Linked DNA regions of Homo sapiens: region 1 is linked to region 2. A link is a contact called in ENCODE Hi-C or POLR2A ChIA-PET data. All regions are on one chromosome and are shown on one strand. The core of a region is the stretch at or near the end of the contact, and the rest is flanking DNA. Distances in the headings are between cores, read along the strand shown.

Evidence for each region. Hi-C counts contacts between places; a loop is a spot of excess contacts on that map. ChIA-PET counts read pairs that join two places held with the same protein, here RNA polymerase II (POLR2A). Pooled maps may share reads with other maps.
Region 1: a pooled map shows a loop between it and region 2 (5-fold over the local background). The contact joins two enhancer-like sites. A Hi-C loop is called at or near these places in 1 of 37 single-sample maps with no recorded cell type and 1 of 50 pooled maps. POLR2A ChIA-PET finds 5 or more read pairs at or near these places in 1 of 52 experiments (activated CD8-positive, alpha-beta memory T cell).

What each region holds. Positions count from the first base shown.
Region 1 is chr16:80,674,835-80,678,024 of GRCh38, reverse strand. All of the region lies in intron 2 of CDYL2 (chromodomain Y like 2), which reads left to right. Among named protein-coding and RNA genes, the nearest start is that of LINC01227, 100 kb to the right of the region's middle. Within about 2 kb of position 1,449, at least 3 of the 41 ENCODE cell types and tissues checked have a DNase peak (open chromatin) inside an H3K27ac peak, as active enhancers do.
Region 2 is chr16:79,268,328-79,271,891 of GRCh38, reverse strand. It overlaps a transcript of MAF not described here. Among named protein-coding and RNA genes, the nearest start is that of MAF, 330 kb to the left of the region's middle. Within about 2 kb of position 2,256, at least 3 of the 41 ENCODE cell types and tissues checked have a DNase peak (open chromatin) inside an H3K27ac peak, as active enhancers do.

The DNA of each region.
Region 1 (3,190 bases), core at 200-2,699, 1.4 Mb before region 2:
AATAGGGAATCCTTTCCCCATTTCTTGTTTTTCTCAGGTTTGTCAAAGATCAGATAGTTGTAGATATGCAACGTTATTTCTGAGGGCTCTGTTCTGTTCCATTGATCTATATCTCTGTTTTGGTACCAGTACCATGCTGTTTTGGTTACTGTAGCCTTGTAGTATAGTTTGAAGTCAGGTAGCGTGATGCCTCCAGCTTTGTTCTTTTGGCTTAGGATTGACTTGGCAATGTGGGCTCTTTTTTGGTTATTTATTTATTTATTTTTATTTTTATTTTTATTTTTTTGAGATGGAGTCTCGCTCTGTCGCCCAGGCTGGAGTGCAGTGGTGCAATCTTGGCTCACTGCAAGCTCCGCCTCCTGAGTTCACGCCATTCTCCTGCCTCAGCCTCCCGAGTAGCTGGGACTACAGGCGCCTGCCACCATGCCCAGCTGATTTTTTTTGTATTTTTATTAGAGACGGGGTTTCACCGTGTTGGGCAGCATGGTCTCATCTCCTGACCTCGTGGTCCGCCCGCCTCAGCCTCCCAAAGTGCTGGGATTCCAGGCGTGCGCCACTGCGCCTGGCCGACACCTCCTTGTTTATTGATAGATGGGTATGGTGCTTCTGAGCCTGAAACGCTGTGACTAACTCCATGCCACTCAATCTGAAAACCTAGATAACATCATCACTTCCATAGAGAAATACAACTCAACAAAACAGCCTAAAGGAGGGCTAGAAAGCCTGAAGAGAGAAATAACTATTAAAGAAATTGGGCCAGGAGTGGTGGCTCATGCCTGTAATCCCAGCACTTTGGGAGGCTGAGGCAGTGGATAGCTTGAGCCCAGGAGTTCAAGACCAGCCTGGGCAACATGGCGAAACCCTGTCTCTCCAAAAAAATACAAAAATTAGCCAGGTGTGGTGGCACATGCCTGTAGTCCCAGCTTTCCAGGGAGCTGAGGTGGGAGGATCACTTGAGCCCAGGAGGTGGAGGCTGCAGTGAGCTGTGATTGTGCCACTGCACTCCAGCCTGGGCGACAGAGCGAGACTCTGTCTCAAAAAAAAAAAAAAAAAAAAAAAAATACATTGAATTGGTTGTTAAAAAGTCCTCAGAAGAAGTAAGAAAGGAGGAACACAAGGCCCAGAGGGTTTTGCAGGCAAATCTAAACGTTCTAGAATAGATCATCTGACCACACATTCTAGAGCAGATAACCCCTCCCTTATCCAAATGATTATGGAGAACAGGAAAATGGGAAAATACTCCCAACTCCTGTGACGAGGTCAGTATGACCTGGATTTCCAAACCAGACAAAGAGAGGAGGAGAAATGCAAATTACAAGTCAATCTCACTTCAGAATGCAGTAGTGAAAGTCCTGAATAACCTTCTGGGCTTATTATAGTTCCCTTGATACTTCCTCAAAACTACGACTGTTTCAGAAACATCTCATTCCTTGCCCTGAACTTGACCCCAGTTCATTGCCTTTAGAATCACCACTGCTTCTCTGGGTGAGGAGCTTGTCCCAGAAGAGGCCCAGGGAAACTGGTTCAGGAAGGCTCTGACTGTCATCGGCAGTGGCCCCACACTATCTGGTGAACCACTGAGAGGTCAGGAAGGGTGTTCCCGGGGCAGCCTCTTGTCAGCACAGGTATCCATGTATCCACTTCCCTGAGCCCAGCTGTTCTTCCTGACCCACTTCAAGTACCCACCCCCAGGCCAACACACTTTCACTAACCTTTTCAATTTTTAAAAGCAGATGATTTTTCCAAGTCAGTAACAACAAAAACTTGAGGGTTTTTTAATCTTTTGTCTTTCACAGGGTGGCAAGTAAGGAAGGTGTGCTAATGAACTAACTTAAAACCCTTTGATGTGGTGGTGTTAAGACCCTGTCCAACTTGGCCACCGCCCTATGCACATGGAAAGTGCCAGGCTGTGATGGGAAATCCGACTCTTTAACCAGGAGCAACTTGACCTATGGCAGATCCAAGGGGAGAATCGATTCTCCCCGCTTGGCTCCTGAATTCTGGATTTGATTTTGGTGCCCAGAAGAGGATGATGGAGTCTTGACCACTGTCAAGGTTTAGAAACCAACTAATTGCTTTTCCTACCTGCTCAGCTGTCGTTTTCCTCCCTCAATGTCCTTAGGAAAGTCTTAGGCACTGTTTGCTCATGGCTATCCATCAGGGGACTTCCAAAAAGGGTATAGTGGGGGAGTGGAAGCGATCCTCCCCAGGAGCAAGCAGTAAGCGGGTACAGTGTCTGTAGAGGGCTCCAAAACAATAATAAAACTTCACCTCCTAATGTCGGTGAAAAGCCGCTCTCCTTATTGAGGGTTCCAAAACAATAATAAAACTTCACCTCCTAATGTCGGTGAAAAGCCGCTCTCCCTGTTGAGGGTTCCAAAACAATAATAAAACTTCACCTCCTAATGTCGGTGAAAAGCCACTCTCCCCATTGAGGTGGATCCCAGGGCCTTCCTCCACCCTGACTCCTCACACAAAGCAGCCAGTCTTCATGAATGATGATGATAATGGTGGCAGCGGTGGTGGTGGTGGTGATGGTAGCAATAGTAGCTAACATTTCTTGAGGTCTTACTGCAGGTAACGCCTAGCTCTTTGTATTTGATCTACTAAATGTGATTTAATTTCCTCAGTGGTTCTCTGATGGAGCAGTTTAACAACATAGCAACATAACAAGGTTACCTGGGATCAACCTTGTTTATAGATGGGGAAGCTGAGGCTCAGCAAGGGTAAGACACAGCACTGAGAGAAGGAATTAGGGTGTGGTGCCGGGTCTGGGGATGCTGAAGCTGTTGGGGGTCTGTGACCAGTTTTGTAAATGAAGAAAGGTACTTCAGGGATTCAGGTTGAAGCCAACAGACCTTTCCCAGATGCCAAGGGCATTGTTCTGGCCAACACCCCTGGGCCTGCCTTTGAGGCATCTTCAGTAGTATCAGAGATGCTGACTTGGCATTCCAGGGAGGTGGAACCTCTGGTCCTGGTGATTTTCCTTAGGGCCTTAGATTAAAACACACACACATGTATGCATGTACATACACATGCACATATTCACATCACAGATGTACACATCACACACTCATGCACACATCATATATACACACACACCTGCACATCTATGCATTGTAAAGGGGACTCCCTCAATTGTCAAAGTTTATTTCAATGCTAGAAGAAATGGCAAAAAAAGGACAAAGAT
Region 2 (3,564 bases), core at 1,007-3,506:
TCTCACTTCTTCTGCTACTGTTACAGGCAGCACCTTCTTCCTCATCACCTCCCTGGTGGTGCCACCAAGCTCCATATTGTACCTTTTATACCATATTTGAAAGAAAATGCTGACTAAGCAAGGAAGAAACCTGGATAGATGTCTCAAGTCACATCCCTCAGAGACATCACATGCTCCAAATCATGTTTGGAACAACTTAGGTTCCTTAGCAGTAGAGATGGATATTGATAGTTCTTCATCAATATCAACAGTCTTTATTAATATCAACAGACTTGTATCTGAGAGAGAAAATAAGCAATTGAGGGGTTGTGGATATTATTTTAATGCTTGAATTACCCAGAGGCTGTCACAGTCTACTCATGCATACTTACAGAGGACAGAGGGATTTTGGAGAGCAGGTAATTCAACATCTTTATTTTGCAGCTACACGAATTCCATCCTGAAAGTTTTACATGACTTGCCTAAGGTTACCGGGCATTTGTGCAGCTGCACCAAATGGCCTTATTTGTATTATGAGATTTAAGGGTATTTACATACATTGGGAGGCTGGGAAATTTTATTTAGTAGTAACCCAATGGAGGTTATGTGCCTTGTGAGGTGTGTACTCTCCTATCTGTAAATGGGGAAACAGTGAGCTAGGGCCCTAACATGGTTCTCACTTGAAAACTGTGGCCATGGCTGGGTGCGGTGGCTCACGCCTATAATCCCAGCACTTTGGGAGGCCAAGGTAGGTGGATCACCTGAGATCAGGAGTTCAAGACCAGCCTGGCCAACATGGCGAAACCCCGTCTCTACTAAAAATAAAAAATAAAAAAAAATGCCAGAAAGCCAGGCATGGTGGCGGGCGCTTGTAATCCCAGCTACTCGGGAGGCTGAGGCAGGAGAATCACTTGAACCCAGGAGGCGGAGATTGCAGTGAGCCAAGATTGCACCAGTGCACTCTATCCTGGGTGAAAAGAGTGAAACTCTGTCTCATTAAAAAAAAAAAAAACTCTGGCCATGTCTTTGTACTCACAAATTAGAGGGACAGAGTGTGTATGAGTGTCTCTGTCTGTGTCTGTGTATAGGGTTGTGGTCAGTGCATGGTGACCTCCCAAGCCACACTGCTTAGACGCACTCAGTGAATTACACCAGGAAGAGATCGCCTTCCAAGCCTGGACTTCAGCCCACACAAATCAGGGCCAGTGGGAGCTTTCTCCACCCTCCTCCTTCCTACTGTCACCAGTGTATTTACTTCCTGAGAGATGGTTGTGCCAGAAAGTCACTGCATCTAGATTTGGGATTATCACTGGAAACAAGCCAGCCCTACCTAAGCAATGATGGGGCTAAGACTAAATCTTTCCCTTGGTATCCTGCCTATAAATCAGAGGAGCAGAGAGATGATGGATTCCAGCTCCTTGCTTTCAGATGGGGAATCTATGGTTCAAAGACTGGGTTGAGTGCCTCAAGGAGGCAGGATTCCTAGCTTTTCATCTGTTCTCCTTCCTCCACTCCACACATGCTCCTCTGCCCTTGGCCACATCTCCTTGACTGCAAGCCTTGCTACTACTTTGGGTTCTCAAGAAATATATCACACACAGCCACCCACTGTCTCAAGCCAGCAAAGAAAAAGCCCCCTGCAGCCCTCAGGCCAGCACACAATAGAACTCATACACTAGGATGCTTTTTTAAAGGGGTACCTTCTGTGGGAGCTAGATGCAGAAGGGATCTGCTTTTCAGGGGCTTCCTTTGTCTCTTCTGTCCCAAAGCTGCCTATTCCCTGATCTTCTAGGCCCTTCACCTCCTTCCACCCACCCCGAGAAGAGGTAGCTAGGAGACTTGAATTCCCGTAAGCATGCAGGATGAAAAAAACAGGATTGCAAAAAAACCCATAAGCCCTTCAGAGCTGTGATCTTTCTGGAATGAAACCAATGCATTCATTTCTTGAGAGATGAATGGACCAGGTTCGTCTCCATAGCTTGCTTCTAGGTTTGGGATTTTATGGAAATATGCAAGACCTTGCTTGGGTGACGATGGAGCTAAGGCCAAACCTCTCCCTTAGAGGCTTGCCTATAAAATAGAAAGTAGGTCCGTGGAGGTTGGAGTTCATTACATTCCTTTGCTTCCTTTTCTGGTGTTGCTACCCCTCACCCCTCACTCAGGGCGATTTGCATGAAAGGAAGTCTGAGAGGCAGGGACAGCCCCCGACCTTGAAGTCACAGGCCACAGAGAAGGAAGATGAGCCAAAACCAGAATAATTATCATTCTGCTCCTGCCCTTGAAGTTCACCGGAGTTTCAGATCAGCCATATTCTTCACCATGACCTTATTTCTGCAAGGGGAACCTCAAGATGCCATTAATCACAACTTAGATTTTTTTTTAAAGCCTGGTGACAAGACAGGGGTGTTGGCTCATTTGGGATGGGAGCTGTGGTTCAAGCCTCTGTCCACACCCACCCATACCTCCATTCGCCAGAGAGAAAGAAAGAGGTGTAAAATCTTGTTCCTGACTGAGAAGGGCTTCACGGCCATGGTGACACCTGTAAACCTACAGGCTGGATTTGCAACCATGTATGAGCCATTAGGGGCAGTGAGTGAGAGGAGGAAGGTGTAACTCACTCGGGTGCCCAGACCCAAGCCCGAGAAGCACATAGCCACTGCTGGAAGTCACTCCTTTGCTAAACAGCCCCTACATCACATCCAGCTTCCATTCCACGTTGGACTCTGATTTCAGTTCTCTAAGGCAAACACCAAGACATCTTGGGTGGTAAACAGTTCAATAAGCATTGAGACCAAATGACCAACATAGAGACAGGTCCCAGGGTTACAAGACATTAAAGCTGCTTTCCATAAAGATTTGGCCAAGAAAAGGTAGAAAGATTGGAAACTAGCAAATATCAAAACACCTACTATGAGCAAGCCACAGCTGAGGAGCTTTTATCTCTTAATTCTCACACTCCTAAGAGATCCTGATCATTACTCCCATTTATCAGGCAGAGAAAGAGAGGTGCAAAAGAGTGAAATGGCTTGCCCAGGGCTATACCACTGGTAAGTCACAGGGAAGAATTGCAGACAAGCATCTGACAATGCGGCTTGTGTGCATGATGTTGGCTGCCCCAGGTGGCCGGCAGCACAGTGAGAATTTCTTTCTCAGGATTGGGGTCCTCTTTTGAAACTGATATATGGAGTTGGTGGGCTTCCTGTTGCAATGTTTCTTGGGTAGTTTGATTTCTTTCAGCCTACAGTTTGGCTAATTCATTCTTCCAGTTCTTTTCATTTAGCTGAGAAATGCCATTGTTTCTTCCTTAATTTTTAAACAACTCTATGTCTGTTGTTGCAAAACCTGTTGTCCTAGTTCGACTACAGAAATGTGGCTACTGTGGGGAAAGGTGGTCACAATTGCTAACCTATATTACGTTCCAGCCTTGCACTTTTACTATGCATTGTCTGAATTCACTTTCACAGTAATCCTAACAGGCTAGTGCCATCATTACTATGACCATTTGACAGATGAGGAAATGGAGGCTTAGAGAGGTGAAGTGACTTGCTCAAAATCCTGCAGCCAGGAGCAAAAGACTCAGGATAT